Linked DNA regions of Mus musculus: all the other regions are linked to region 1. A link is a loop called in an ENCODE intact Hi-C map of the cell type or tissue named here. Cell type or tissue: heart. All regions are shown on one strand. Region 1 has its middle 9.2 kb from the start of Gm35082. Region 2 overlaps Fam168a (family with sequence similarity 168, member A). Region 3 overlaps Arhgef17 (Rho guanine nucleotide exchange factor (GEF) 17). Region 4 holds the start of Mir3102 (microRNA 3102).

Region 1 (8,000 bases):
AGGAGAAACCAACTCCCACAAGTCATCGCCTGTTCTCCACACCCGTGCTGTGACGTGTGTATGTGTGCATGCAAACACACACACATGCACACACAAACATACATGTGTGCGAGAGCGCGCGCACACACACACACACACACACACATGCATGCACACAGGTGCACACATACAAGAAGGAAGGAAGGAAGGAAGGAAGGAAGGAAGGAAGGAAGGAAGGAAGGAAGGAAGGAAGACAGATAGACAGACAAAAAGAAAGAAGTGATGGAGGTAAGAGTTTGAGGCCATAGCCTGCAACCACCATTTGTGTGCTAAATAGAAGGTGGTTTTCAAAAGCTAGGGGCCGACCTCAAGGCCTGGAGCAACCCAGAGAAGGTTGGGGTCCATGGAATGCAAAGACGGAGAAAACTGGTGCAGCTGATGCAAATGGTTGGGTCTCAGTAGAATATGATATATGAGGTTACACTTTCTTCCCTTTTTGGAGATATGGTTGTGTGTAGCCTAGGCTGACCTTGAACTTACTATGTAGCTGTAACTCCAGATCATCTGGCAGCCACCTCTGAGTGCTAGAATCCCAAGTGTGTACCCAGGGCTTGGTAAGGCGGGATGCTAGGCAAGCAATCTACCAAGCTTCCTCCCCGTCTCTTTATTTCCCTCTTCACCCCTTTCTGGATTTCCCAAATACTCCATAATAAACATGTATGAGTTTTTTAATCAGAGACCATATGAAAGAATATTATGTCAGGCAGTCTGTTACTTTTCAGTGGGCACTCTCTTCTCTGTTGACAGCAATGAATCACCATTGGTCGAAGTCTGACCTGGTATAGGTCTTCCCCTGGATTTCACACACACACACACACACACACATTGATTGAACTCAGATCAGATTGTCAGGCTTCACACACACACACTCACACACACGGTGGTTTGAATGAGAGTGGCCCTCTTAGGCTCATATGTTTAAAAGCTTGGTCTCCGGTTGGTGCAACTGTTTGGAAAGAATTAGGAGGTATAACCTTGTTGGAAGAGGTGTGTCAGGGGGCAGACTTTGAGATTTCAAAACTGCAAGCAATCCCCAGTTAGCTTTCTCTGCCTTGTGCTTGTGGACTTAGATGTGAGCTCTCGGCTATGTCTGCCTGCTGCCATGCTCCCACCATGATGGACTCTAACCCTCTGGAACTGTGAGCACCAAATTAATTGCTTTCTTTTATAAGGTGCCTTGGTCATGGTGTTTTATCACAGTGATAGAAAAGTAACTAAGACACCCCCTGGCCATAAAGATAAAGATCAAGTGTGCTGGGGGAGGGGCTAGGGAAGAGGCAGAGTTTTAAGAGACACATCCTAACCAAAGAAAAATGGGACAAAAGAGACAAGAAAGGAAATTTCCTAGATATTTACCTCTAGGTTTCATAACATCACAATGTCTGGCGATGATGGAATCTATGACAGCCTCAGGCAACCTCAGGATGAATGTGGCTCAAGGGAGAGCTAGGAAGGCCCCAAGTGACAAGCTGAGCCCCTCATGCACTGTTCTGATAGGTGGAGTCTAAAACTTCTGTGGCTCAGCCTGGTGGTGGTGGTGGTGGTGGCGGCGGCAGTGGCACACACCTTTAATACAGACACTCCAGGGAGGCAGAGGCAGGCAGATCTTTGAGTTCCAGGCCAGCCTGGTCTACAGAGTAAGTTCAAGGACAGCCAGGGCTACACAGAGAAACCATGTCCTGAAGAAACAACAACAAGCTGTTGGTTAGGTGACTTTTCATTGGGAAGATTCAGTTTTTGTCTCAGACTGTCCTAACTAGCACAGGATTTTTTTTTTCTTCACTTCACAGTATTAAAAGGACTGACCCACTTGTAAGGCCTGGAAGGTTTGTTTCATGTCCCCAGACTGACAGCTTGGCATCTTTGAATTAACCAGAGGAGAAACCGCCTGACAGTGCAGTACTAAAAACCAAGGGCTCTTCCTTTATCACAAGGATGCGTCCTCTACAGAAGATCCAAGGTGACTGCCACGGAATTCTTCCTTCCCCCTGCCCACCCTACTAAAAGTGCCTGTCCCTAGCATTTATGTCAGCAAAATACATTCTTTTTCCATTTTGCCATTATTTTTCCTGGGACCCTGGTCACAGTGCAGCTGGGTAGCAGTTTTTGGAATTGCTCCTGCCCTACTTCTCATCTTGAACGTTTCTCCCTATTACAGTTATTTTATATTTGCACCTCTGTGCCAGGACTGCTGGTTTATAAGACCTTGAGACAGAGATACTAGAAGGAACACAAACCAGCCTTCACCATGTCACTGGACTCTGAAGCAGGCCTCCAAGAGAAAGCTGGGCTGGGCCAGGTCTGCAGGCCTACCAGCGCCATCTGCCGGCTAGGTCCTACATCTTCTGTCTCAAGCTAGATCTCCACCACCACCTGGGACAGCAAGTAGCCCTTAGATTGTTCCTTTATTTTGTAATCTGGGAATCAAAGGCAGGGCTTTACAAGTGCTAAGAAATTGTTCTGCCGTGTGTGGTGGCACACGCTTTTAATCCCAGCACTTGGGAGACAGAAGCAGGCGGATTTCTGAGTTCGAGGCCAGCCTGGTCTACAGAGTGAGTTCCAGGACAGCCAGGGCTACACAGAGAAACCCTGTCTCGAAAAACCAAAATAAATAAATAAATAAATAAATAAATAAATAGCCACAGACATGAAACTTCCGGATTGTAGGGAGTAGGGTAGGGCCACACTTGTCATCAACCCCTGCTCAGGAAGTGTTGCTTGCCTAGGTTACATAGCGAGTTCAAGGCCAGCCTAGGCAACTTAAGTGAGCTCCTATCACACAACAAAAGCAAAACAAAACCCCACAAGCAAACAACAACAAAACATCTCCAAGGTTTTCCACTCCACACAATATATCTTTTTTCTGCCATCCTGTGACTGTCCACAAGGATGGGTCTCCTCTGTGCTATCCAGGATGCCAGGGGCCATTCTCCTGGCTTTCACACTAACTCTCTATCGCCATTACTGGAGTAGAGAAAAGTGCCAGACTCGAGGGCATCAACCGTGTGAGAATGACCAAGGTCCTCCTACTGTGCTCTGAGAATGCCAAAGCCAGATCTGGGAACTTCAGAAGACCCTTCAGTCCCCTTCCCCTCCACCTCTTAACTCATCTCCTCTTTATGAGCAACAGGCTGTTGGTCAGAACCACCTTCGGGCCACAAAGGTGGTTGGTAGTTGACATCCAGGCTTGACTCTGATAATAATCTCCTGTGGAAGAACAGTAAGAAGATGTTACAGAATGACGTTTTGTTATCTTGTTATCAACATGGCCAAAGCATTGAAAAGTGCTGTTCTGATAAAGATGCACAGAGCTGGATGCAGTAACCAAATATGTCCACAAGGGTGCAGTAATGCCTCTCGCTAGCAGCTGGAGTTCGTCTTCAACCAACAAACAATTCAAGGTACTTTATCTTGTTAGAGCAGAAGGTCTGTGAGTGAAGGCAGATAATTTGATGTGCTTTTAAGTTACTTTCTTGGGCTGGACATGTAGCTCAGTTGGCGGAGTGTTTGTCAAACAAGCACAAAGCACTGAGTTTGCTACCCATCCTTGGGCCGGGCATGGTGGCACACGCCTTTAATCCCAGCACTCGGGAGGCAGAGGCAGGTGGATTTCTGAGTTTGAGGCCAGCCTGGTCTACAAAGTGAGTTCCAGGACAGCCAGGGCTAAACAGAGAAACCCTGTCTCAAAAAAAAAAAAAAAAAAAAAAAAAACCATCCTTGGTGAAATCAGGTGTGAGGGTATATACCTACAATCTCAGGGCATAATGAGGTGGAGGCAGGAGGATTAGAAGTTTAAAGTCGTCTTGGACTAAGTAAAATTCGAGGTGTGGTGTGTGTGTGTGTTGTCTGGGAGTGCGAGAGGGCGGGCAAGGGAAGGAGAGAGAAAGAAGGGAGAGAGAGATAACAGGGAAGAGAGAGAGAACAGGGAAAGGGAAAACAAGAAGAGAGGGAAAAAATGGTAAGACAAGAGGAGAAAGCTGTATGCGTCAAGGCTTCCTTTTTTTGTTTGTTTGTTTTTTGAGACAGGGTTTCTCTGTAGCCCTGGCTGTCCTGGAACTCACTTTGTAGACCAGGCTGGCCTTGAACTCAGAAATCCGCCTGCCTCTACCTCCCAAGTGCTGAGATTAAAGGCATGCGCCACCACACCTGGCTGTTTCAAGGCTTCCTTACACACATACACTTTTTAAAAATTACTTTTTGGGGGCTGGTGAGATGGCTCAGTGGGTAAGAGCACCCGACTGTTCTTCCGAAGGTCCAGAGTTCAAATCCCAGCAACCACACGGTAGCTCACAACCATCCGTAACAAGATCTGACTCCCTCTTCTGGTGTGTCTCAAGACAGCTACAGTGTATATTACATATAATAAATAAATAAATCTTTTAAAAAAAATAAAAATTACTTTTTGAATCAGGGTCTCACCCTTTAAGCCAGGCTGCCCTCAAACACATAGGAATCTGCTTCCCTCTACCTCCCAAATACTGGAACTAAAGATGTACACCACCATGCCCAGTAAAAAGATTAAAAAAAAAAAAAAGTCATGCACAGAGGGACAGGGCTACTTTTTGTAACCTACCATGTCTCTTATGACGCTTCCTATATACTTTTCCAGAAATATACTACACACACACACACACACACACACACACCCCTGGCTTTACATCAAGCCAAAGCCTGGGAATCTCTAATAGGAGCTAATGAATATTCATGACCCCAATTGAGAAGATTAAAGAGCACAGACAGTGCCATGATTCTGTGACTGGTACAGGAAGGCCCTTAACATTAGGACACTCAGAGGAGCTCAGAGCTCAGTCCAGACCTTTCAGGGGGACTCTGTGGGGGTGGTAGCTCTTCAGCTGTGTTCAGAAAGATAGAGCTGAACATATGGGTCTGTGGTCAGTTAGAATGCCAGGTCACTCAGAAACCAGCCCAGGGTCATTTTAACATGTGGGACAGACACCATGGTTCTTAGGAACACCAGCTCTAGAAAATGCACTTTTGATCTGGGCTCCACAAACCCCTGCCATTTATGAGGTCTGTGAGGACGTGGTAGTGAACACCTGTAATCCCAACACTTGAGAGGCTAAGAAAGAAGGCTCTAGTTTGAAGCCACTCTGGGAAACACAATAAAATCCTCTCTAAAATAAAAGAAGGCCATACAGATCGCTGAGCAGTTAAGAGTGTTTGCTGTTCTTCCAGAGGACCTGAGTTCAGTTCCCAGCACCCACATCAGGTGACCCACAACTGTCTGTAACTCCAGTTCCTGGGGGATCTAACACCTGTGGCCTCTGTGGGCACCTGTACTCATGTGCACTTACCCACATGCAAATACATACTTACACATAAGTGAGAATAATAAAAATAAATATTTTAAAATGCCCTTAATGAATGAACCTTAATTTCCTTCTATTATGATTGTAAGCAGTAATAGCAGTGACTGTGGCTCTGTTACTAGTAGCAATCACAGGTATTTTCAAACCACTATTGACAAAAAATAAAATCAACCTAGTTAAGAACAAAGAAAATGACACTCATTTTGTGTACAAATTTAAGCAATGCTTTTTCCATATTTTGAGACAGAGCATCAGGTAGCCCAGGATGGCCCCAGACTTACTATGTAGCAAAGGATGACCTTGAATACCTGATCTCCCTCCATTCCCCAAGTACTGGACATACAGGTGTATATCACTCACTACTCCAAGTTTTATCCAGTGCTGGGGATTGAACCCAGGATTTTATGTGTGCCAGGAAAGCACTCTACCACCTGAGCTACATGACCAATCCTCACGCAATCCTGAAAGTATGCTCCAAGGTTCTATACAATAACAGCTGTATTTATAGCTTTAAACCAAAAGAATTGGGAATCACATTACTTCCTCCCTAGGAATGAGATGAGGGGACACAAGGAGAGCTAGGTTTACTGGCTGCTCTTCCGAAGGACCAGGGTTCAGTTCCTAGCATCTACAAAACGGCTCACAACCTTCTCTAACTCCAGTTCCAGGGATCTGATGCCCTCTTCTAGCCTCCTTGGGTACCACATGTACATGCTGCATGGATATAGATGAAGGAGAGCATCTAGGAATACAGGGCTTCTCTGTGTTACCCTGGCTGTTCTGAAACTCACTCTGTAGACCAGGCTGGCCTTGCACTCCCAGAGATCCATCTGCCTCTGCCTCCCAAGTGCTGAGATTAAAGGTGTGCACCACCATGCCTGGCTTAAGTAAAATCTCAAAAAAAAAAAAAAAAAAAAAAAAAAAAAAAAAGAAATTGAAGCAGCATATGGGGGTTGGGAGCACTTCATATAAAAATAAAAAACCTAGGGCTGGAGAGTTGGTCCAGTGGTTAGGTGCACTGGCTGCTCTCCCACAGGATTGGAGTTTGATTCCCAGCACCCATATGGCAGTTCATAACTGTAACTCCAGTTCTAGGGGACCTAGTGCCCTCTCTGGCCTCCATGATCACCTGGCACTGGTGGTGTACAGAGATGCATGCAGGCAAAACACTCATGCATACAATAAACATCTTTAAATACAAAAAGGAAATTTAAAAACCTATTAACTATTTTCTTTTTTTGCTGAGGTCAGTACCCAGAACTTCCCATATCTTAACAGCCCATACATCTCCTTTTTGAATAATATTCTGCATCCAGGAGCCTTGCTGTCTCATCGGATGTATGGGGCATTGTTTCATACTGCCATCAGCACGTGCTCTCCTCCTCAGGAAACAGAATCTAGTCATTGGTCAGAAGATGAACACAGGACAGAAGCTGGCCAATCCCTTTCCTTCCCTGGGACTTTTCCCTCCTAGAACTGGCAGACAGGGGAGGAGCGAAGCAGATACTGAGGCTCAGGCAGAAGAGGAGGTTCTCATTTCGTTTAATGTAGACTTAGCTTTCTACACAGAACCCGATCTCCTGCCTGATCCTGGCTGTTTTTAAAAGTTCCTCAGCACTAGGTACACTTATGCCTGTAAAGAGCTGGGATTCTTGCCATTTTATGACTAGAGGGTAAATGTGTTCAAATTCATTTTTAAATTATTCATAGTTCTACCGCAAACACATAAAACTGGAGCAAAATCTCAAAAATACTTGGTGTTGTGAGCAGCACTTGAATGTGGGTGGGTTGCTCAGTGGAGGCGAGGAGTTTTGTCTGTATGAAGGGCCGGTAGTTGAGAAGTCACTTCCTGGGGCAGTCCTGTCTTGGAATTGTCTCTTAGACCACTGGGACCGTGACACCTTCCTCTCCTCGCCCTGCAGCCAGTGTCTTGGAAAATGTCTATGGTAGACCCAGACAGTTCGAGCTGGGCCTTGAATAAGGTGGTCTTGTGTAGGACATGAAGAGGCCAGCAAGATACGTAAGAGAATAAAGGTGATTGTTGTCAAGTCTAGAAACCTGAGATCCACACAATGGAAGATCCAATTCCCATAGCTGTCCTCTGATCAACACAAACTTACCATGACACATATGTGTGCATGTACACACACACACAATAAATAAATAAATAAATAAATAAATAAATAAATAAATGGATAGATATATAAATAAATATAATTAAAAATTTCCCACCTGGTGTAGTGGACTTTAATCCTAGAACTCAGGAGACAGAGGCAGGTAGATGAATTTCTTTGACTTCCAGGCCAGCCAAGTTGACACAGTGAATTTTTAAAGACGTATTTATTTAGGTACTGAAGAGATGGCGGTACTGAAGAGATGGCTCAGTAGTTGAATGTACTTGCTACTCTTGCACTAGACCAGGCACACATACATATTAAACAAATAAACGACTCTTTTAAATATATTTTTAAAGATTATTCACTAAATGATTTTTTAAACTTTTTACTGATTTTTGTGAGTGCACCCCAGTCCCACTCATTTCCCATCCCCTGTATCCACCCCCCCTGCTGCAACTCCCCCACAAGATAAAAACCCACATAAACAAAAATAAACAAAGCATAGAAAACATCT
Region 2 (8,000 bases), 140 kb before region 1:
CTGCTATCAGCCATGCAATGGGCACTCCTTGCCAATTCCTTCTGCATACTAGCCATGGTCCGACAGACACACTTCCAGCATATGTCTGAATATCTCCTAATAGGCGGTACTGGATGTTCCAACTGAGACAGCTCCTCATGAGTTAGAGATGATCCTTTGGCCACCATGACAATACATGTCAAAACTGGGGTAGGTGCGTAGTATGTTACAGAAATTAGTTTGAGATATGTAGAGACTTTCCAGGATAGCTCAAAGCTCAGCTTGAGAAATTTCATTAAGTGTTCTAGAAGCAGGGAATGACTCAAAAACTTACCGTCATGGTATCCTGAGGGGAAGGAGAGAGGAAATAGGGGGGAAATTCCTTTATAAAAAGGAAGAAAGAGAAAAAGTGAGATAGAGAAAGAGAGAGAAAGGAGAGAAAGAAGGAAAGAGAGAGAGAAGGAGAGAAAGAAGGAGAGAGGAAATGAGAAAGGAAGAAGGAGGGAGGGAGGGAGGGATGGAGGGAGGGAGGGAGGGAAAGAGAGAAAAAGAGAGAAAGGAAGGAAGGAAGGAAGGAAGGAAGGAGGAAGGAAGGAGGAAGGAAGAAGGAAGGAAGAAAGAAGGAAGGAAGGAGAAAGGAAAGAAAACTATTCTTTCAAACACCAGGAGACACAGTTTTGATCCAAATTTCTATTTTAAGGTTAAAAAATGATCAATTTTTTCTTTATAATACTTTTACATTCTAATAAGATGTTGGAAGTTTTGGGCACAGAGTATTCTAAAGTATATTAACAGTATGGGGACTAGGCTGACAACAACCAGATGAACCTGAAATCTTTTCGTAAGTGGATAAGGAAAGACAGGGAAGCATAATAAGAAAGTATGGTGGCCCTATAGATTCCTACAGGGTTTGCTACCTCGAGAGCTTCTACAATGTGTTTGCTGACTGGTTTACAACTAACATCTCTGTTCCTTCTATCACAGAGTTGTAATGGCTAGGGAAGGTTGTGGATTCTGCTGGGTTTTTCTGAACTAAAACCAAAATGTAGCTTCATCGGCTGACTGCTTGCATTAATGGTCTGCAGTATATACAGCAAAGGCTGAGGAATGAGAAGGCAATCATGGGCAGGAAAGTGACACTAAAAGGAGAATCTGGCAAGAGAAATGGAGACAGCATAACTCCATGCAGAGCCCAGAACCCTGCTAGACAGCCAGGACAGTGTGGAGCTTCTGCAGAGGGGATTTAAATAAACACCTCGGGTGTCTGTCTCCAGAGGGTGGGATGCTAATATGAAAGGAATTAATAAAGGATCCAATTAGTGTCAAAAATCTTATCACAATGTCTCCAAATTCAGGGATTGACATCCAGTGAGGCGGGAGGCCACAACCATCCACAAACAAATTACTGCTGTGTCAAATAGGTAGCTCTGAGAAGTCAAACAGAGCAGTTCCATGCCCTAAGAGCTCAGTGGGCCTCCACCAAGAACCAAAAGGTCTTAATTTGGCCATAGCAATTTGGAGAATTTAGAGGTCCCAATTTGTTCTGTTCTGACTTTTTTCCTCCTCCTCCTTCCGAGTGGGGTATAGATATAATTTTCATTATAAGCCCGAAGTCTGACAATTGCCTGAAGGACTGTGTGACAACTGAAGTTAAATCAAAATTAGCCACAGAGTACTGAGGCCTAACTGCACTCAGCACTGAGGGGAATGCCACGGTGGACAGGAACACACGTGGGTTACGTCACTGCACACAAGGGACTTACGATCTACTGGGGATGCAACTCAGCCACACAGCAACCAGGGAGTGAACAAGACAGCATGTCACAGTAAAATAATGTTGCAGATCAATCAGGAAAGAAGCCAGTGTCATTGTGTTGTCAACAATGTCTTTCCTAAGCCATCACTTAGGCTAAACTTTCACATTTTACAAATAAACTGGACGTTTCTTCTGGTTTTATTATACAGAAAACAAACAGCATTTTCTGTATTTTTCCTTAATGCTTGAATAGTTAATAATTAAAAAAAATAGATACATGTAAAAACTAAATGAAAGTAAGTTTTTAACAGTCAATTTAACCTCCTTGCTGACTGCATGAGTCTGTCTCTTCTCCCTGCTACAGTAATCCTTTCTGATGGTGACAGCAATGTGGAGCTCAGCTGCTGGACAAAACCAATGCCAACTGAAACTCTTAGCAGCATGGCGATAGAAAGAGCTCTTGTCAGGCAGGCCTGTTTTGGGGTGCCAAAAAGGAACTACTTCCTAAAAATCTTCTATCCTTTGAATTAAGTGATCATTAATTACAGATGTATCACATGAAAACATTATTAAGCCATCCACTTAAGAACGTATGTAATTACTATAGCTGTGTAAAAAGGACAGCGAGTAGACAAATAAACACAGCAGAACTGTGTGCCTGCCGAGTTCTAGCTGCTGAGTTGTTCACTTCCTGGATATGGGACCCTCATGCCCTCTGACACTAGAACAATCTGTTAAGCACATTTACAAAGAGAGGCAGCAAGGGACCATCATCCTGAACCATGTACTGAGTTGGGAAATGAGATCTAGCCTGGGCTCTGCCACTTACTAGCTGTGAGACCTTGGGCAAGTCACTTAATTGTCTGAGCTTCCTTTCTGTTGTATTGTAAACTGGCAGTACTAATGATTCCCCGGTTGCTTAATGGTATTGATAACATCATCAGTCTTAATGGTTTCTAGTTCTGGTAGCCCTATGCTTCCATCCCTACAGTTATGGCCAACTCCAACTCAAGCTCTCATCTCCTTCTACTTAGCCACTTCAACTGTTTCTAAATGCTCTGGGCTTGGTCTTTTTAAGTAGTCCCTTCTAACCTCCAAGCAATAGCCACACTGGTCTCTTAAAAACTTCCCATGGTTCTCAGTACCTAAAGGCTACAGATTCAACTCTTCGTATTAGAGACTCCCCTGATCTAATACCGACAATGTCTCGTGGTTTGAACAGAAATGTCTTACATTGGTTGACAAGTCTAAATACTTGGTCTTTTGGCTAGAGGTGATATTTTGGAAGATTGTGGAACCTTTAGGTGGCACAGCCTTGGTAGAAGTAGGTCACTGAGAGTGGGCCTGGAGGTTGTATAGCCTGGTCCTACTTCTCAACCACTCTCTTCTTCCTGACTCACAAATCTCCCTTGATTCTCTAATCATCTCAGCTCCAACCCACACCACTGTGCACAAACTGCTCATCACTCTCCGAGTGTGCCAAGGGGCTTTACCCCGAATGGTTTGGTCTATTCTCCTAGCCCTGTCAGCATCTCTCTCCACATTCCACCTGGCACACATGTATTAAGTAATCAGTCATGAGCTAAAGACTCCATTCTATTATGAAGTCTTTTCCTCTGCCCACTCTCTATCACATTATCCCATATAACTGACTATCCTAGTTCCTGTGAGTCTTAGAGGTTCCTGTCCCTGGTTGAACATTTCCCCAATAAATTGTGAGTTTCTAGAGAATAGGGAGCTTGTCTTACTGGTCTTTGGATATTCACAGGGCCAATGTAGGGCCTGGCACAGAACACGTTGTGAATCACTCCACCCACATTTATTAGACGTTCTAATTCAGTGGTTCTCAACCGTCGTAATGCTGCAACCCTTTAACACAATTCCTAATGTTGTGATGACCCCAACCATAAAACTATTTCATTGTTACTTTGTAACTGTTATAAACCCTATGTGTCTCGTGATGGCCTGAGGTGACCCTTGTGAAACCCCAACACAAGTTGAGAACTGCTGTGCTAATCAGAAGGGTGCGGAACCATGTAGCCTTCTCTAAGTTTTTAGGGTCTTTTGTTTGAGTTCACAAAAAGTAACCTCACATGAACAGTAAGTGAAACAGTTCTGTAGCTAGCACTACTGAAATAATAAACATTACAAGAGAATGAAATGTTAGCATTTAAAAAAGACCTTGAAATCATGTGACATGAAAAACTTTATGGCCTGGGGACATTAGCAAGTTGCCCAAGATCACACAGCCCACAGCAGTAGCAAAAGAAATCTCACAGCTCATCTTCTGGAAGATGTGCCATGTATAAAAACATTCACTTTCCAACAGTAAGATTAAAAGTTGAGAAAACATTCAAAGATTTTACAAAGATACCCTAAGTAGCCCAGGTGAGTGTGGTAAAAGTGGCAAGTCTCTCCTATGGTCCCTTACTGTCTATGACAAGAAGGACCTAGTCAAGTTACACCGCTGGGACCCTCACAGGTGCCCACAAGTTCCTGTGGTGCCTTGGGCCTGGAGTCCACACTGCCCAGAGAACTCAACTTGGATCCCTCACCCACTGGCACACTTGGCTCGTAACTTTCATCATCCAGAAAAATACTCCAAAAGTGAGGCCAGAGCTCAAGATCTGGATGAAGGCAACAGACTGTATCTAAAGTCAACCAGGTCTTCAAACATGTCAGACTGCTAATGGCAATAGAAAATCTGATCCTGGGGCCATCGGACTGGTGTTTTAGGGTCTAATAGGCACAATCAAGGGGCTCCTCGGAGCCTACCATTAAGCTAACAGAGGAACCACACACAGGTCTTAGAATTTTCCTTCATTTGTTTGAATCAGGCAGCCAGGTTAGGGTGTGAAACGCCTTTTAGTGCCATGATCCTTCATTGCTGCCCTATGGGAATGGTTCATGTGTGTCTCCAACCCATGATTTTGCACCATCAGACATGTTCCTGCATGCTATAGGAACTGCTGCTAGGCCACCTGGGGGAGCCCAAGCCTAGGAGATGGGATTTGGGGAGGAAAGGAAAGGGAATCTACCATTGTTACAAGATAACACATTCATAGGTCATAATACAGATGAGGAAAAATAGCTCTCCTACCATAAGCTGAATGCAGGAACTGAAACTCTGTTGGATAGAAACGTTAGTTGAAATTACCACTAAGAATCTTTGCAAAGTTGTACATACTGCAGTTCTACAACAGACCTGTTTCACGATAGCAGTTCCCCAGGCTGCATAAGAGGCAGACTGTGGAGGACAGGAAGGACCCCCCCTGGAAAGGGTGACAGACTTGCCATCCAGGAAAGTTTATTTGTTGCAGAGAAACCTCTCTGAATGCTGCAGGATCTCCCAGAGAAGTGACCCAAAATTGCCTGCATATGAACAGGAGTAAGGTCGTGCTCTCTGCTTGTCTATATTAAGACTATTTCAATTCTCCCAAGAACTGTGGAGGGATTTCAGGCATGATGAAGGCTTTACAATGAAGAAAAAAATGAAGGCTCAGGAGATATGACCACCATAGATAGGCCTCTCAAAGAACTAGGTCCAACGTAGAGACACTCCATCTAGGACAGTGTTGTGCCGTAGAAGGAACACAGGCTATGGGGTCAGACAAATGGGTTTGAATCTCAGATACATGGCATTTTAAATTTAATTTTGAAGGTTATTTAATCCTCTCTGAGTTAAACTGGAGGCAAGAAACTCTAGCTAACAAGACAAAGGTAAAAAGGTACACTTGTAACTTGCCTTGCATAGAGATTTTTCTCTACTTTCTCCCAGGTTTGTAATTTGGGAAAACCTCATATATACTTCATATAGTTTAACTCTAATGAGACAGAGATGAGAACATGCTTCTTATGAGAGAGTTTGGACATTACTTTCCTATTTAGTCTTCTTTCATTTTCAAGTTACATTATCAGGAATATGTTAAACCCTTTGTTCCCTGGATTCTGAAAAAGATCTCTTGGCTAGCTCTTGCCTCCTGTGAGGCTAAATACCTAAATATGATCCCTAAAATTGGTAAACACTTAGGAAGAAGCCAATAAAAGGCAGGTAGTCCACTGCTTTTCAGAACCAATGAAAGAGCGAGCTTTCCTCTGTATCCTAGGCAGATGTATCTAAGGAGCACAAAGGCTGCTAAAAATAGGGTCTCTCCAAGCAATTGCTTGGTCTCCTTGAAGTAAGGAAGAAAATTTAAACCCAAGTGCCTGGCTCCTTGCAGGCACCGCCCTGCATTCCAAATGACCAGCTCTGGCAAGAAGCTGAGAATCACCTATACTGTTCCCTCTGACCTTGAGCCTCTATGACAGGAATTTCCCTGTAACAGTCAGACCTAGGATGGTAGAGGTAAGCAACACACAATATGAAACACACGCAGCTCTCAGTGTGTGTGCATGAGCATGTGTGTGTCTCAAATGTCACACAAACATTTGAAACGGTTAATTCCAGTTTGGTACCTCTTCTTCCCCTACCCCCTTCCTTCCTGTTTTTTGTTTGCTTCTTTGAGACAGGCTCTCCCATGGGGTACAAGACAATCTTTAACTCTTGTGTAGCTAAGGATGACCTTGAACTCTGATCTTCCTGTTTCTACCTCCAAGGTGCAGAGATAATAGGTATGCCTGGCCAGTGTGGGGCTTTCTAACACAACACTCCAGTACTATCCCTTGTTGTGGATTTGGGTTTCTGAGTAAATGGTCTAGCTTTAATCATAGCTTACAAGTGTCTTGACTTTTTAAAGCACTAATCCTTAGGTAGAGACTTCCTTTTTATTTTAGTATTGAAATGTAATATTCCACACACAGCAGCACCTTTCCAGACTCGCCATGTTTTTAACAGTCTCAGACTCCTCTCTGAACTGCCTTCTTCTCCAGCCCGGCTGCTCCCGTCTAACACTTCAGTGTCTGCCCACTGTCTCAGCAATGACAGGCGGCTAAGAGTTCTGGTGCAGCGGCAGGATGCCAGAATGCAGATCTAGCTGCTGAATTTCAATAAGTTTCTTCTTTCCCAATTGGAAATTGGGAAAAACAAAGTACTCAGTTTGTTGTACTATAAAACAAGTTAACATCTATAAAGAGTTTCAAATTGTTGTTGACACAAATGAAACATTGAATTAATCGAAGTTTTGGTTTTTTGTTTTGTTTTGAAACAGGGTCTCAATTATGTACCCCTGGCTGACCACGAACTCATGGAGATCCACCTGCCTCAGTCTCACAAATGCCAGGATTAAAGGCATGCACTACCATCCCTGGACTAATAGCAGTATTTTATTCCTTGTTCTGCCAGCTACTTGCCAAACTGATCCTTAAATAATCCTAAAATCTCTTCCCACAAGTGCCAAATACTCTTGAGAAGGTAGCTTGCTGTTAGAGGGTCCCCTTCAGCTACCTCTAGTGCTAGTCCTGAGCCGCTCTGCACTGCAGGCATTCCACCTCCTGTCACTCAACTTCCCAAAAGAAGAAAGAAGACGAACATCAGAGTCCTTGTTGCCATGGCAGCTGCTGGGAGGCCTAGCTCCATGTGACTCTGGCATCTCTGACTGGTCTTGTCTCGCCCCCCCCACCAGTGCACACGGAATCCCACTCTCACCCGGATGCCCCTTCACCTGCACATTCCTTCTTCACTGTGCCTTTGGTTTTCTTTTTTTTTAGCTGAGTCTCTGGAAAGCATGCTACCATGCTATCCATTGCTCTCATTTCTCTGTGTCACTACACACTGCTTCCCAGGATCCCCACCTCCCTGACTACAGCCAGTGAGGTCACCAGGATTCCTGACTATGACGACAATAACTTTTCTGTATTCATGACCTCACCGGAAAGTCTGCCACAACTCACCTCCTTCTATTTTCGGCTGGTGACAAAGCCCATTCACAGATTTCACAGTACTTGGATTGAAATCACTTATGTACTGTGACATTTCATAATGTTCTCTTAGTTTTTAAGATAAAATGTTTTTATCAGATAATTAGTGTAGTTTTTATACTGTTGCTGCTCATTATTACAGATTTGTGGCAGTAGAATAACGTATCTTACTGATTAAAGGAAACAGACATTAGTCCACATGCCACTGTTCTCATTAACTCTTTTGGGACAGTAATGGCGGCTTCTTCAAGGGAGCATCACCTACATACAGTACCTTCTAGAGTGAGTAAGGCTTGTATAAACTATTTAATACAGACCATATAAACATCTCTTATGGTGGTTAATTTGGCTGACTTAAGAAACATCTAGAAACCTGATAACACACATATCTAGGTGCATATGTAAGGAT
Region 3 (8,000 bases), 180 kb before region 1:
GCCTGAGGTTCCCCAGTGTGGGAACAGTGGTAGGTCTGGGACCGGGCTTTCTCAGGTAAGAGAAAAGGGCCTTCAGTCCTCACAGCTGGCTCAAGCCCCAGCCTCTGCCTCCCCATGTCTCATGCACTGGCACAATGGTCACCTTGTGGGGACCTATGAGTCCCCTTTCTCTGACCACTGAATCGAGTCCCTCTCTGTAAACACCCACGCTGCCAAGGGCAGCCCCTTCAGGAAGGACACCCCACCCCCACCCCCCAGAGTTGAGGGGCTAGACATAACCTTTTTAACTGAGAAGGCCGTCGTCCCTCACCGCCAGGCTGCAGGGAGCCACCCCGACCCTCAGCCCCTTGCTTCAGCTACAACTCCAAAGGTCTGGTTTCAGATAGGGTTTGTTTGTTCTGTTTGATTTTGTTTTTCTTTGGGGTGGGTGGGTCATTGTGGTCTTAGATGATGTTTCTCTTGCTACCAAACAGCCTTGTGTTAACTCTCCTCAGATGATGAAATTTAAAGAGTCAATAAATAGAAACACTAAATGATGGCTCCCCCGGGCCTTGGGCCATCATGGCCTCCTGCCAGCTGTCTCCCTAAGGACGAGGGCTCCCTGACTCTGCCTCAATTGGGTCAAAGGGAGGAGATAAGGAAGTCCTGGGTGATGGGGTTGACACTGAACCTGTGTTGTCACGGGCAGACTGCGGCTGTCTGGGCTTCAGTCTCCTTAGAAGAACCCAGGAGTTCTGAATGTTAGAATTCCTTACAGCTCATATGCGTATCAATGGTGTGTCAGTCTAGCCCTCCCGAGTCCAGCTAGGTTTGGGTTTGGGTGTCTGACCCAGGGCTAGAGTTCCTGTCTAAGGCGCCTGTGGAGCAGAACTACCACACAAGTCGGGCTGATTCTGGTCCAAAGAGATGTGTCATTACACAAGACTGCAAAGGATTTAAGTGCCCAGCAACATGGGGCTGCTCTCTAGGGGCCAAGAGCCCCCCACACACACACCATGGTGTCTTCCCCATGGGACTAAGTGGCCCTCACAGCAGAGGTCAGGTTATGCCGAATCTCTGCTTAGGTCAGCCCAAATGACTCACTTCAAAATTCACTTTCCTGGACTGGGGCAATAATAGTTTAGTGGTTAAGAGCACGGACTGCTCTTCGAGAGGACCCAGGTTCAGTCCCCAGCAGCTCACAGCCATCTATAACTCCAATCCCAAGGGAATCAAATGCCCTTGTCTGGCCTCCAGGGATACGGCATGCATGTGGCCACAAACCTCCATGCAGGCAAAAGACCCATACTCACAAAATAATATATTTTCAATAAAAGAAAGTCTGTTTTTGCACTGAACAGATAGTTCAGTTGACAGACTGTATGCTTGGCATGTGGGAAAACTGAAGCAGGGTATTCTTGAGTTCAAAACCAGCTTAGAGAAGTTATGATGATATGTGCCTATAATCTTAGCGCTTGAGTCACTGGCCAGTGGGTCTCTGTGAATTCACACCCAGCCTGGTCTACCAAGCATGTTCTAGGTCAGCCAGTGCTGCATGGTGAGACCCCTTCCCCATTTCAAAACAAAATGGTTCTACATGGCAAGACACACACACAAAGGGAGAAAGTGTTGGTGTGTGCTTTTATTAACTCGCGTGCATCCCTCAGGGGTCTGCTGGGTCTTCAACACCACAGGACGTGTACAGGACATCTTGCTAGCAGCATTTTCGTGAGGAGACGGTTGTGCCTGTGTGGAATTCAGGATGAAATGGAAGGAACACAGGCTTTGCATGGAACGGCTTCTCTTTGGAATCTTGTCTGATAGCAGCCATGTGACCAGGCCAAGTTATTTCCTTCTCAGTAATGGGGTCTGATAACCTCTTTTCCCCTACAGGATGGTTGGCTAGTGCATGTAGTTCTTGAAATGCAAAGAGGTCCATTTCTGGCCCTTAAATCTAAAGGGTGCCTGCGTCTGGAGACCTGAGCTGGCGGTCAGAGCCCAGTGATCTACATGTTGAAGGCCCACCTCAGGCTCCTCCCCGCTGCCACTAGTCCAGTTATTTGCATTTCTGACAGTGGCTGCCACCTTTAGTGCTTCAGTCATTTCTGCTACTCCAGGATTTCTGCCTCAACAGAGGCCCAAAGCAGACTTCACTTTCAGGACTAGATACATAGGGCTGGGTCTGCGCCATCCTCACCGGGAATATGGCTGGCACATAGCACAACCACTTAGAAGACAGCCTGCCAGGGCATGGGCTGGCCTGAGGACAGGTGTCCATCTGGATCAGGCACTCAGCATGAGTAGGGCGGTCCTGAAGGAACAGGCCTCAGGCTCATCCCCAAGGGAGTCTCCTGGAAAAATTACAACCTGGGCTGTTCATTATTAGTTCTCCAGGGGCACAGGCCCACCGAAGGCCAATTAAATTAAAACCTTAGCTAGGACCCAGGTACCAGTATGTTTATTGGGAGCCACTGATACATAGCACTTATATGAGGAAGTACACAGTGTACAGCTCAGTATAGAACGGCCAAGAGGCATCCATCACCCCAACAGCTCTCCTTATACTCGTGGCCACCCAGGCTTGAGACACTGGGGTGTGGTCTTCCCAGACAGCATAGAGAACTGCCTTAAAGGGCATGATTGTGGGTGAGAGGAAGCAGGACCAAGGTTTGGTGTGAAGCAGGATTATGCAAGGAGGGGTGTAACATGCAGGGGACGGGATATAAGATGCAAGGAGGGCCATAAGAGCCTGATGTGAACGGTCTGTTGTACAGACAGAATGAGAGAAGGCTGAAGGAGCTTGGATGGATGCTCTGAGGGCAGGGTGTGTTCTCAGCTTCATCCCTAAGCCTACTTGCTGTAGCAAGCATCAATAAGTGCTCAATAAATGTTGAATTCATGTTTAATGAAATAAACATTGGAGAATCCAGGTGAGACACAGCTGCATGTCTTTGCTTTTTTGAAACCGTGTCTGTAGCTGAGGGTGACCTTGAACTTCTGATCCTCCTGCCTTGAATGCTGGGATTAGACTTGAGTACCACCATAACTGATTTATTTAATGCTGGAGTCAAACCCAGGGCGGTTCTCACCCCAGGCAAGCATTCTACCGGAGACACATCTCTGAGCTGTAGGTCTTCCATAATAGGGAACTGTAAACTCAGCTTCCTTTGGCTGCTTGCTGAACGCCACAGCTGGGCTCCTTGGATCCTTAAAATGGTCCAGGAAGGTTGCTGCCACTATTTCCTTCTGAGCAATGAAGCTGAGGTGGAGGCTCAGTGTCTTCTTCCTCAAGGTCATTCACCTATCAGAACTGGACTCAGGCCCTCAGGTCTTGATACTTTGTGGGAAAGGAGGAGGTGGTCACACAGGTGTCTGGAAGAGCCCCATGGCCAGAGCCACATGTATGCCTCACATTCAGACTGCTCTGAGAAGTAACTCCTGCTGGATCGCAGAGGAGAGTGAGTCGGAGTCAGAGACTATCTGCTCAGAGAGCTGCTCCTGCAGATATCTGTAGGCTAGAGACAAAAGCCAGGACTAGCTAGACTGCCTCTTAAGGACGGTGACACTTAGGGACCAGGACAGAAAGGCAGGGTTGACACGAGGGAACAGACTCTAGGCTTGAAAGTTCCTCATAGTCAGAAAAGTCAGAAAAAATCTCTTAGGATGAGAAGAGACAAAAGGCCCACACTTGGGGCGAGCCTCAGCACATGGGTCTGTAAGTCTAGAGAGCTTAGCAGGACAGCAGAAGTCTGGCTAAGGCCTTGTCTTAGCCTTGAGCTGAGCCTGGGGAGGGGAGCGTGTACCCAAGGGTTAGACAGCGAGCTCCAGCCCTAGCCTCTGCTCACTGGTGCTTGGAGGCAAATTCTCGATTCTGTGCACCCCGCTGACCTCCAAGAGCTCTTCACATCTTTTGCATGCTTGCCAAACACCAACTCTCTGTCTCTCTGTCCTTAAGCCACAAGATGGTTGCAGGAAGTGGCAAGGGGAAGTGCTATTTTGGGCCCAATTATGGCCAGTGAGGAGCCTTGATGGGCACAGGCAAGTAGACAGGCAACCAAGGGTGGTCAGGGGCAGAGTGCAGGATAGACCTGCAGAGGAGGCCAGGGAGCAGGTTTGGAGATAAAATGTAGGCAGAGCCCCAGATGCTGTGTTTTGGGAAGGTGCCCAGAGCAAGTGCTGAGGCAGAGAAGGTGTGTGTGTTGGGGTGGGGGGTGGGGGGTGGGGGGAGGGCAGATTGGAGCTCCAGATTCCAGTGTCCCTCTTGAAGCTGATGCACCTTACTTGGGTCTCTGCAGATACTATACTCAGGGGAATCAAGTCACTTGCTTAAGGCTACCCAGCCTGTCACTGAGACAGCTAGAGCTTGACCTTTATCTGAGAGACACCAAAGCATGTATTCCTCAATTTCTCCTATTCCTCTCCTCTAGGCTGCTTAACCTCAAACACTTCAGCAAAGCTACCTCCCTCCCAGGCATGGTCCGGCACCTCAAGACCCTTGATCTGTCCATGTAACTGGGCTGCATGTCTGACCTAGGCAGACTTAACCCCACCAGCCTCACGGCCTATAGTCAGTTCATGGCTTCAGATCCCTCTCGGACTCTCCTACCTCCAACCCCCCACCCCACAGGGGACAAGGAGGCCTCTCCTTTTCCTTTCTGAGCACACTTGGGTGGGCCAATAAGGCCCAAGACCAGAGAAGACATACTGAGAGTGCAGGGCCTCCAAGGGAGTTGGTAAGGGAGAGTGTCAGACACAATCCCACCCAGCATGGTTCCAGACCTGGCCAAGAGTCTAGATTTAAATGCAAGCTGAGCCAAGTGAGTCCTCAGACACAGAAAGCCCCAGCTTAGCATCTGCCCAGCACTGGATCCTGGTCTTACTTAGCCCCAGTTCCCATGGCCTGAGCTCCTCCCACTGATCTGGGGCACACCCATGGGTTCTAAGGCCTGCTGGATAACGTAGGACAGAGCCTACTGCGGTTTTGCTAGAGCAAAGCATTGAAACAAGCTTGGGGGCTAGAGGAATGGTTTAGTAGTTAAGAGCATTGGCTGCTCTTCCAGAGGTCCTGAGTTCAATTCTAGCACCTGAATGGTGGCTCACAACTATCTATAATTGTCTGTAGTTCCATGGGATCCTAGTCTCTTTTCTGTTATGCAGATGTACATGCAGAAAAAAACACCCATATACATCAAATACATACATAAATAAATTAAAAAAGAAACTTAAGCCTGTAGCTTTAGTAGTGGCCTTTGGTATCCATGACTTCTGTATCTTCCAACTCAACCAACTATGGATGGAAATTTTACTATTATTGTTGTTTTGTTTTGTTTTGTTTTGTTTTGTTTTGTTTGACACAGGGTCTTTCTATGTAGTCCTGGCTGTCTTGGAACTTATTATATATACCAGGCAGAATTTGAACTCACAGATTCTCCTGCCTCTGCCTCTTGTGTGCTGCAATTAAAGGCTTGAGTCCATACCTAGTGGATGGAAATTTTAGACTTTACAATAGTCGCATCTGTCCTGAGAGAGTCCAAACTTTGTCCCCTATAATTATTCCCTAAATAATATAACAACTGTTTACACAGCATTTGTGTTGCGTTGTGTATTACAAGTAATCTAGAGAGAATTTAAAGTATGGGGGGAATTGGACAGTGAACATACAAATATTCTATTCATTTTATTCTAGGGACTTGAAATTCTGCAGTGTTTGCTGCCGGTGCAGTTCTGGAACTGGAAATGTAGTCTGCCTTTCAATATAGCCAGCAGGGGGCGCCTGCAGTCACCTGTACAAAGATTTCTCAAAACAACCATATCGTGGTAGCTCTGAAAGTGTGACACCAGATTTCTACCTCAACAGGCTTGGCATGGACTTGGAGCCCCTAGCCCTTCTCCTGCTTGTGGGTCACTATGGAAATTCATTCCAACTTGCTGAGGTCTTAAAGTCCTGTGGTACCTATGATGAGCACCAGCCTTCTCCAGTTGCAGTGTGAGAGACTTTACACAAGATATAGTCTCTGAGGCACTCCGGACTGAGTGCCAAGATTCAGTGAGGTCACCTGAAATGCCAGGATCTTAGAGAACCTATGATTTTGAGTCTGTTCTGGAGCGGAGTGACTCTCCAAGCAGCATCAAAAGCCAGCCCCAAATGTGTGGCTGTCACCCTTCTTTCTCTGTCTCCAGACTCCTGGGGAGGGTTCCTGTTGGGAAAGACTTGGGAGTCATAGTCAGCTAGACAAAAAGCCAGCAAGTCCTACCAGCAGTAAATAATAATTAGGCTCCTTTGGAACCAAGGGTGCAGGAAGGGGACATGTGTACTCTTAGGAACCTGTGCTGTGAAGGTGACTTCCACAGAGATTGAGAGTGACCTTCAGGGGTTGGGTGCCCCAGTTTTCAGAGGTGGATACTGACAGAGTTTCTCAGAGAGCTGTTAGTAGAGATGGGCCTGCACCTTCTTGGGAAAGTCAGACTAGTTGTCAGTCCAAAGCCTACGTCCCTATTGGACTATTAAGCGGTACTGGAAATACCATTATCTGGAATTTGAAAATCGGGATATAGAAGGTACATATTGCCGGGCAGTGGTGGCACACGCCTTTAATCCCAGCACTTGGGAGGCAGAGGCAGGCGGATTTCTGAGTTCGAGGCCAGCCTGGTCTACAAAGTGAGTTCCAGGACAGCCAGGACTACAGAGAAACCCTGTCTCGAAAAACCAAAAAAAAAAAAAAAAAAAAAAAAAAAAAGAAGAAGAAGAAGAAGAAGAAGAAGAAGAAGGTCTGTATTATACCAATAAAACATTTCAAAAAAGGCTGAGAGATGGCTTGCTCCGTAAACTGCTTGTGACCTGAGTTCAGTCCCTAAAACCTAGGTCTATAAATAAACAAAAATAAAATAAAGGCTGGAGAGATGGCTCAGGGGTTAAGAACAGTGACTGTTCTTCCAGAGGATCCTGGGTCAATTCCCCCACTGACATGGAGGTTAACAATTGTATATAACTTCAGACGCCCTCCTCTGGCCTCCTTGGGCACTTGGCTTTCAAGTGGTGCCCAGACATATATGCACACAAAATGCTATACACATAAAATATAATAGAAAATTAAAACAAAATAAAACTGAGGAAAACGGTCACAGTGAAGCTTACCTTTCACCACAGCAGGCAGGAGGCAGAGGCAGGCGGGTCTCTGTGAGTCTGAGGCCAACTCAGTCTACATACATGGCGATGGCTCAATAAGGGGACTGTGTCTCAAAAAGAGAAAAACAAAAACTCGGAAGCAGAGAACATTCAGGCAAGTCTGAGCACGTCACTGCTCCCCAGTGGGTTTCCACCATGGACTGTGATGTGGGGCTCTGGGCCCATCCCCAGATTTGGGGGAGCACAGTTGACATTGAATGTATTGGTTTGTTTTTGTTTTTTGTTTTTCCAGGACAGGATGTCACTTTGTATCCTTGGCTGGCTTGCAGTTCACTATGTAGACCAGGCTGGCACAGAACTCAGGGAGATCTGGTTGTCTCTGCCTCCAGTGCTCTGGGGTTAGAAGCACAAGTCACTAGGCCTGCTGCGCTCATGATTTTGACACCAGTAACGTGGAACTTTTTCTGCCCTGTCCCCAAAACCTGGGCTCAGCCAGGTTAATGGAAACTCTCCCCTCCCTCTCGTCTCTCAGGTGTCCAGTTCTCCTCCTGGAATTTCCCAGGCTCTGGGGACCTGACCTTTCCTTTCCTTTCCTTTCCTTTCCTTTCCTTTCCTTTCCTTTCCTTTCCTTTCCTTTCCTTTCCTTTCCTTTCTGTGGCTCAAATTCTATGACTTAATTTGTTTACCAGCCCACCCATTCCCAACAGACATATTTACTTCCTCAACCTCTTCCGTGAGCTGTGATTATCCTGATTCCAGCCAGGCCTCTGTCTCCCGCACTGGGCTCCTCTGTGCTGTCCGAGTTTCATCTCATCCTGCTCTCCTGGCCACCTTAGATTCTTTGAATGATGCTGGGGGAGTGGGAAGGTAACGGAAGAGAAGGCTGTGGGAGCTG
Region 4 (8,000 bases), 200 kb before region 1:
AGTGAAGGGAGCGCTCACAACCAACCAGTACTGGATGGCGTGTGCTCCAAGGTGCTCGAAGTAGTCACACCTTCAAAGATAGAAGGTTGGGTGGTGGTAGCACCGTCCCGGGGAGGCTGGGGCTGGGGAAGGGTGATGTGGGGAGTTAGTCTTCAGTGGTCCAGAGTTTCCAGCTGGAAGGTGAAGTTGGCATTTACACAACAGTATGAATGTATGTGTGCTAAGCTGAATACTTGAAACCGATTAAAGAGGGGCTAGGAGTGTAACTCAGAAAAGTGCTTATCTAGCATGCAAGAAACCCTGGGTGTGATTTCCAGGCCTGCATAAACCAGGTTTGGTGGTGCACACCTGTAATCCCAGCACTCAAGAGGAAGAGGCAAGAGGATCAAAAATACAGGGTCATCTCTGACTGATAGATAATCCAAGGGAGTTCATGAGGACCTGTTTCAAAACCATAAAAGAAACTAGTTAAAGTGACAAATTATATAAGAAATACATTGCCTCTGGTTTTATCAAAATATCCAACGAGCTAAGAACATAGAACTAGGACTTCCCTGTCGTATGGGCTCGAGGAATGTGAGTCTGGGTTTGGGGTGCCCTGCAGAGATCTGAGGGGTGGGTAGGATTTTAGCAGAGAGCCTTGTTGAGGGGAACAGGCAGAGGACACAACCGAAGCAAAGACCAGGACAGTGGAAAAGCCACCATCATCCCCCAGAAGTGGCTGGTGTGGTTGCCAAGGAGAAAGGAAAGAAGCTCGGCAAGGGCTAGGGGACCCCAAGATGTGAGACAAGAAGAGAGTCATGCAAGGACCCATGGCCATCCTCTGGTGAGCTGGAGGCAGTACAATCAGACAGGCAGGCAGGCACGCACGCAGGCAGGCTTTAAGTTGCTTGTCCCCTACTGGGGACGGGAGTTTGAGTCTCTTCACTTCTCTAAGCCTCGGTTTCGCCTGCAAAATGAGGCTGTTCATGGATTTTCCCGAAGTGAAGATGGAAAGCTGGTGCTGCCTCTCATGGCTGTCAACAGGGAGTGGGGACCGTGGAATGCAGAGCAGGTGGGCCTGGAACCAGGATCGTCTGGGCTCCAGGAGGCAAGCAGGCCTGGAGTTGAAGGCACTAAATTGAGATTTCTGGGTGGAAGGGAGGTGGAGGTGAGCAGGAGAGTATTACCTGAACCCAAGGGCTGGGGCTTCCAGGAGCATGGACGGAAGATTGGTCCCTCCAGAGTTCTGGAGCCTGGCTCTAGTGCTCAAATTTTGCTGCACTTCTTGGTCAGCTGTGTAACCTGGAACAGATGGTGGACCCCGTTGTGCCTCTCCTGCCCCGGCTGTAGAGTGGCAATCATGATAGCACCTGTTCCAAATGCATATCTTATGAAAGATGGGTGTAGCATCTCACATACTGCCTGTACGTGTGTTCATATGTATTTTGGGGTGTGTGTGTGTTGTGTGTGTGTGTGCAAGCTCAGATAAAAACAAACAAAATAACAAAGGAATCCCTTACCAAGGTCAGCAGCCAGAAGGAGGTGGGATCTGAACCCAGGCCATAACTCTATATACACCCTTGGCCTGGGTTTCACCCCCATCCTTGAGTTCTGTCTTGAACCCCAATATTTTCAACTAAGACACTGCCCTTTTTTAAAGCAGCCTTTCTCCCCTTGGCCCCCTACGCCCTCTACTCCCTGCTTCCAGAGTTCTTACTCCCTTCTGGTGTACTGTGGAATAGCTTGTTTATTTCTTCCATGGCTTATGTACTCCCTGCTCAGCTTCTGACTCTTCTGGTGTGGGGTTTCGTGGCTCCTGTGATGTGCCTGCTCCTCTGCGGTGTGACCCAGAAGTAAATGGTGTCACTTTTGCTCTGGGAGGAACCACAGATCCTGACATGTCCTGGTTCTGGCTAGTACCGGCCAGAGAGTCCTATATAAGGAGGCCAGCTGCTAGCTACTCAAGTCACCCTGCGCCTTTTCAGACTCTTCAGCCAGCCAAGAGTATTCTGTTCAGCTTTGACTTTTTCAAGTTTGTTTTACAAAACAAGCCAGATTTTTTAAAATGTTTAATATAAATGTTATTTTATAAATGTAACATCACATATGTCTTTCAGGAAACCTCTTCATTTTTTGGCTTGCAGTTGCATCATGGGCCAGTAGAGGGCGATCTCACCATGAAAACGCCAGTGGAGGGGCATGGCTGTTCATGCTTAGGAAACACCACTAAATGTACATTTGTGGTGAAAAACAGAAATTTTAGGCACAGACTTTCTTTAGTACAGGCCTCCAGTCATTTCAGAATTAGCTTCCAGTGCCCTGCCTACCACTGCTTTATCCTAAATCCCAAGGCTTTCTCATGGTGAAGCCAGGGTTTGTTGTAGAGTAGGTAGCATGCCATAATTTAATCAGCATCAGGGTTTTTTCCCTAGATGGTAACTTAAAATAACAGTGTATCTTAGATTTGGTGAAATGTGCTTTTGTTTTTTGTGTTTCTTTTGACTAGATGTAAGCTCTGTTAGATCTTTTCATTGGCTAGTTTTTTGAGAGAAGGTCTCACCATGTAGCCCAGGCTGGCCTTGAACTTGTGGTGATCCTCCTGCCTCAGTCTCCTGATCCTGAGACTATAGGTGTATACCATTGTGTTTATCTTTTTGGTTCTTATTCACTGTTGTCTTCTCCCTCTTAAAACCGTGCCTGGCAAACTCAATCAATATTATCAGTGAGGTGGTGCTGACTCCTGGAAAGCGCCCCACTCTCCCCGTCTTCTTGCTTTCCTCTCTCCACGATCTTTTCGTGACTCCATCATGCTCCCTCTGTGCTCCTTCTCGTCCTCTGACAGAGCCCTGAGCTGGGCATGTAGTAGGTAGCATTTGGGCGACAGAGTCTTCCTCCCACTGCTGAGCTCCTGGTCTAACCAGGGAGGTGCAGTGGCAAGTCACTGAGCTGCAGGCCCGGGTGATTCCCTGTGCAGATCTGTGCCGACCGGTGCAGGTAAGGCGAGGGTAGCACTGGAGGAGATGGGCTGACCCTGTGCATCCTGCAGGGCTACATGCAGCCACTGAAGCAGCCGGAGAACTCCTTGCTGTGCGACCCGTCTCTGGTGGACGAGATCTTCGACCAGATCCCCGAGCTCCTGGAGCACCATGAGCAGTTCCTGGAGCAGGTGCGGCACTGCGTGCAAACGTGGCACGCCCAGCAGAAGGTGGGAGCCCTGCTCGTCCAGTCGGTGAGTGTCCCTGCCTCGGAGGCTGCAGCCGTAGACCTTGACTGGAACCGGGACAGGGGAGCTGGCACTGCTGCTGACCTGGACCTCATGCTCAGATGGGTGTGACATTGATGCTCGCCGCGGTCTGGCTCCTTTTTTAATAACTGTGGTTCATACTGTCCGGCGCTTTTTGCATGCTGGGCATTATCCTGCATAGTATATATCCTAGGGCCCTGGCCTCTCATGTCACCTGCCACGCTCCTCCTCCTAGGAGCCACAGCATCCCGTGAGCCCCTCACAGTCCTTCCGTGGTAGCTCCGAATTCCAGAAGAGCCACAAAAGCAAAGTTTAAAACAAAAACAGAACAGAACAAAACAAAAAACAAAACAAACAAACAAAGCTGAGTGGTGGTGATACGTGTCTTTAATTCCAGCACTCTGGAGGCAGAGGCAGATGCATCTTTGTGAGTTCAAGGCCAGCCTGGTCTATAGGAGTTCTAAGACAGCAAGGGCTACACAGAGAAACTCTGTCTCAAGCAAACAAAACATTTCATTTTATTAAACTCCTGCAAACATAATGTACTGTTTCTTCCTAAATTGGCATTTATTTATATAAGTTTAATTATACTCAAAAAACTTTTAATTTACATTTTTTAATTCCCAAGAATTCTTAACGATGACTGATAAATCATAGCCAAACTCAAATTAAGTGTTACCTTAGAGCCATGTAGTTACAAAAGCAAAACTGTAGAGAATCCTTCCAGAAAATTCCATGCCAAAAAGAAGAAATGTTCCACATAGCAAATTTAAAAAGTCCTCTCCCCTTTGGGCCGTAAGCTTGTTTAAATGTGCTCCTTATGACGCAGAGTGGGGTCTTAACCTATGTACGTAGGCCTTAGTTTGTCCTTGCTCCTTGGAAACTGGTGCCACCAGGTAGGATTAAGTGCTGTTGCCTTCACTCTCTGTCTGGACCTGGCTGCTGTCTGTGGGCTGACAGGGAGCTCCACAAGGCAGGCCCTCCCTCATCGGCTCAGGTTCAGCCCTGCCATGTCCAGAGACAGGAACATTTGGCACCTTAGAGAATCAGGGACTCCAAGATCTGTATCTTAGCCTGTCCTTGGTGCAGCTGAAACTGGAACCCAGTTGTCCTCTCTTGTGGAAAAGCCCTCTCCTCCGCCCCCCACCAGCACCTACCATCAGCCAACCAGCAGGATTAGCCACCACTGTGAACCCTGTCCTGAGCCAGGCTTCATTCTGCCAGGAGAGAGCCCCTAAGTCAGGCAGCAGGCACATTCCATAAAAGCAGACTGCAGCTCAGTGCCAAGGGTGGGTCTATTGTGCTGGGAGGGATGTTCCTCATGGAGGAACGAACTGCACAGGCAGAGTCCCAGAAGCTACAATAATGTGTTCACTCCTACTACCAGGAAGGTCTGAGGCCTGCCTTGCTGGTTTAATGGGATTGGAGACCTGGTGATAGATTGTCTGGAAGTGAAAACAAATAACAACAAACAAATAAACAACAACAACAGCCGCAGCAACATTAAAAGAAAAACAAAAAACAACCCAGGTCTTGTCTCAGCACACATCTAGGCACATGTATTTGTATGTATGTATACATATATGTGTATATATATATACATATATATACATACACACCTGCTCATTCAGTCACGTTCATGCATGCAACATGTATGAATTTTGAGAAAGACAGAGAAGACCTGCCTGACCATTTCAAGTTAAATAGACAGAAGCCAGGACAGGGTGAAGTGGGTGAGGGACACCTGAGCCTGCCTAACCTGCTTCCTCACCCACAGTTTTCCAAAGACGTCTTGGTGAACATCTATTCGGCCTATATTGATAACTTCCTCAATGCAAAGGATGCTGTGCGTGTAGCTAAGGAGGCCAGGCCAGCCTTTCTCAAGTTCTTGGAGGTATGTGGACTGGGGTAGGGGTGAAGCTAACATGTCAGGCTAGCTCTGGGCATCCCAGGAGCTCTTGACCAAAAACATTGTGGTGCTTGCAAGTGTGTCAGCCTCTGCCTTTGGGCTCACCTGGAGGGACTTGGCTAGGAGCGTGTCTCTTCCTGCCGTGTCAGTCCTCATGTGAGAACTCCCTCCACTCTGCCTTCGGTTTCAGCAAAGCATGCGTGAGAACAAGGAAAAGCAGGCGCTGTCCGACCTCATGATCAAGCCTGTGCAGAGAATCCCACGCTATGAGCTTCTGGTGAAGGTAACCACGGGCCTGGCTGGACAGGGAGGCCCTGGGGGTCGGGGGGAGGAGTATGTCTGTTCTCAGACTCCAGGCAGGAAAGAAAGTCCTCCTTGATGCCTATACCATGGTCTCTCATGCTCCAGCAGTCAGTTCAATACCTCAGGGCAGCTAAACAGGTCTCCATTCCCGCCCCAGGACCTTCTGAAGCACACACCGGAAGACCATCCAGACCACCCACTGCTGCTCGATGCTCAGCGCAACATCAAGCAGGTGGCTGAGCGCATCAACAAGGGTGTGCGGAGCGCTGAGGAGGCCGAGCGGCATGCCCGCGTGCTTCAGGAGATCGAAGCCCACATCGAGGGCATGGAGGATGTACGTGCCCCACCCTGCCGTGCCCCAACTTGTCCCTGTCTGTGTCTTCATCTGTCACCCGGATTGTGGCCATCCACGTCCAGGTCTGTGGTCAGCTTGCTTCTGTGACCACAGTGCCCCACCCTTCTGTGTCCTCCTCCTCCTCCTCCTCTGTCTGACCTTGTGTCCCTGTCTGGCAGCCCAGTGATGCAAGCGAGGACAGGATGTCGCTCTGGCTGACCTCGTTCATAGAGTGGTCAACCGATCACTGCAGGGTTAATAGACTAATAACTAGTTCTCTCCTACCCACCAGCTCCAGGCCCCCCTGCGGCGGTTCCTGAGGCAGGAGATGGTTATTGAAGTGGTAAGGGTTCTCCCATTGGCTGTTCCCCCAAGTACCTTCAACCCACCCAAGTTCACTCTCTGGCGCCTGCTGCCCTCTGGTTCCTGCTCCCCAAGCACCACACAATGGGAGCCCTGCATGAATCCCGATTCCACATAAGTGGGGGAGAGCCCTCACCCCTCCCTTGGATTTGCTGTTCCTGGGGAACTAGGGTAATGTAGGTCGGCCTCTAGACTGTGCACACTGAGCCTGAATGCCACTTTGGACCCTACAGAAGGCAATTGGAGGCAAGAAGGACCGATCCCTCTTCCTGTTCACAGACCTCATTGTCTGTACCACCCTGAAACGAAAGTCGGGCTCGCTGAGGCGCAGCTCCATGAGCCTGTGAGTGGCCAGGGTGGGGCTGGGTGGTGCAGGCAGGAGAGCCATTGATCTATTGTGGGCTCTACTCCCTGCCCCAGCCAGAGCACCCCATTGGCTACCCACAGGTACACAGCAGCCAGCGTCATTGATACAGCCAGCAAATACAAGATGCTGTGGAAGCTGCCACTGGAAGACACAGACATCATCAAGGGTGAGGCTGGCTGAGTCTGTCAGGGGTTCTGCTGGTGGCTTTCCCCTGAGTCTGCCTGCCTGTCTGTTGGTTTGTCTGCTCTTGTGACTCATCTTTCATCCCATATGAGAGATTGGTTTTGAAGAACCGGGTTAGTTTCCATGCAAATCATCCTCTTAGTGCCCTAGCAAGTTCTCCAAGAGTTGGCCGTTCTGTGCCCTGTGACTCTAAACCAGACCTCTCCTCCCGGGCCTGTTTTTTTTTTCTGAGAGCTACCTGTTGACCTTGTTTCTGAGAGCTTGGGTCTGGAAGTGCTCCCATTTGCCAGACCAATCCCGTGCTCAGCTGAAGGCTGTGCGCTAAGGGAAGTGTGTCTGTCCAAGCTTGACCTTGTTTGATGTGTTCATGGCTTTCCTCTGTCCTCGCCAGGGGCGTCTCAAGCCACCAATCGGGAGACCATCCAAAAAGCCATCAGCCGCCTGGATGAGGACCTGGCCACCCTGGGCCAAATGAGCAAGCTCTCCGAGAGCCTCGGCTTCCCCCACCAGGTCTGTGCCCTGAGCTAAGGCAGTGTTGGCTGGGACTTCCCCTGACCTTGCCTGAGGGACAGACAGTCTTGGCTTTTGCCTGAGGGAGCAGTTGGTCCTGTCACTTATCTGAAGGGGAAAATTATAGTCTTGCTCCCACTTAAGGGAAGTGACAGGTCCGGGGTCTGAGGGAGGAGACCTCTGAGGGGGAGAAAGGCCCATCCCTGTCTGTGGCAGGAGGAGGCTGCCTTCCACGGTCCCCTCGGTGCAGGTGCCCATGTGGTGACACCTTGGCCTGAGGCCTGGGTTCTTTTCCCACAGAGTCTAGACGATGCACTGAGGGATCTCTCGGCCGCCATGCACCGGGACCTGTCAGAAAAGCAGGCGCTATGCTGCTCCCTGGCCTTCCCGCCCACCAAGCTGGAGCTGTGCGCCACCCGGCCCGAGGGCACCGACTCCTACATCTTTGAGTTTCCCCACCCGGATGCCCGCCTGGGCTTTGAGCAGGCCTTTGATGAGGCCAAGAGGAAGCTGGGTGAGCCAGAGTTCATGTTGGTGTCTTCTCTCACAGTCCCTGTGCAGTCCTGACTGTAGAAGCCAGGACTCTCTGAACTGCCCTCCTGTCCTCCAGCGGCCGATAGGGAAGGTGGCCTGAGACTTCCACAGTGAAGCAGCAGGCTGGACATTTGCTCTGGCTCCCAGCTTCTTCCTGGGGGGGAAGGAACTCCTGGACAGAGTCGTTTGGGGACAGGGACCCCAGCATACGCCTGAACCACCAAGACCTTCCTCTTCCTCAGTATAGACTCAGCTAAGTCCTGGAAAGTTA

The links. Peaks named below come from ENCODE experiments on the same cell type or tissue, not always from the same donor. Only the 100,000 strongest peaks of a DNase experiment are listed, where the experiment ranks them.
Region 2: a loop joins it to region 1, with 7 times the contacts of the local background. A loop is called at or near these places in 15 of 42 quality-filtered maps.
Region 3: it touches region 1 in a loop (5-fold over the local background); 11 of 42 quality-filtered maps call a loop at or near these places.
Region 4: it touches region 1 in a loop (2.9-fold over the local background); 6 of 42 quality-filtered maps call a loop at or near these places.

What each region holds. Positions count from the first base shown.
Region 1 is chr7:100,680,181-100,688,180 of GRCm38, reverse strand. No RefSeq gene overlaps it. Among named protein-coding and RNA genes, the nearest start is that of Gm35082, 9.2 kb to the right of the region's middle. In heart, CTCF peaks have their summits at 2,359 (motif pointing left) and 3,369 (motif pointing right); a DNase peak (open chromatin) is centred at 2,330.
Region 2 is chr7:100,815,598-100,823,597 of GRCm38, reverse strand. Fam168a (family with sequence similarity 168, member A) reads right to left here. Exons shown (of 9, transcript NM_001362169.1): 4 at 4,836-4,862. Among named protein-coding and RNA genes, the nearest start is that of Relt, 44 kb to the left of the region's middle. In heart, a CTCF peak has its summit at 4,703 (motif pointing right); no DNase peak of the experiment used is centred here; H3K27ac peaks cover 1,132 bases.
Region 3 is chr7:100,864,665-100,872,664 of GRCm38, reverse strand. It overlaps Arhgef17 (Rho guanine nucleotide exchange factor (GEF) 17), which reads left to right. Exons shown (of 21, transcript NM_001081116.1): 21 at 1-2,919. Among named protein-coding and RNA genes, the nearest start is that of Relt, 5.3 kb to the right of the region's middle. In heart, no CTCF peak of the experiment used is centred here; DNase peaks (open chromatin) are centred at 584, 957, 2,551, 3,964 and 1 weaker place; H3K27ac peaks cover 1,321 bases.
Region 4 is chr7:100,880,888-100,888,887 of GRCm38, reverse strand. Arhgef17 (Rho guanine nucleotide exchange factor (GEF) 17) reads left to right here. Exons shown (of 21, transcript NM_001081116.1): 3 at 3,029-3,211; 4 at 5,004-5,120; 5 at 5,326-5,418; 6 at 5,596-5,772; 7 at 6,065-6,115; 8 at 6,369-6,478; 9 at 6,583-6,668; 10 at 7,077-7,195; 11 at 7,496-7,709. It overlaps Mir3102 (microRNA 3102), which reads left to right and starts at 6,479; the gene lies at 6,479-6,582. In heart, no CTCF peak of the experiment used is centred here; a DNase peak (open chromatin) is centred at 3,157.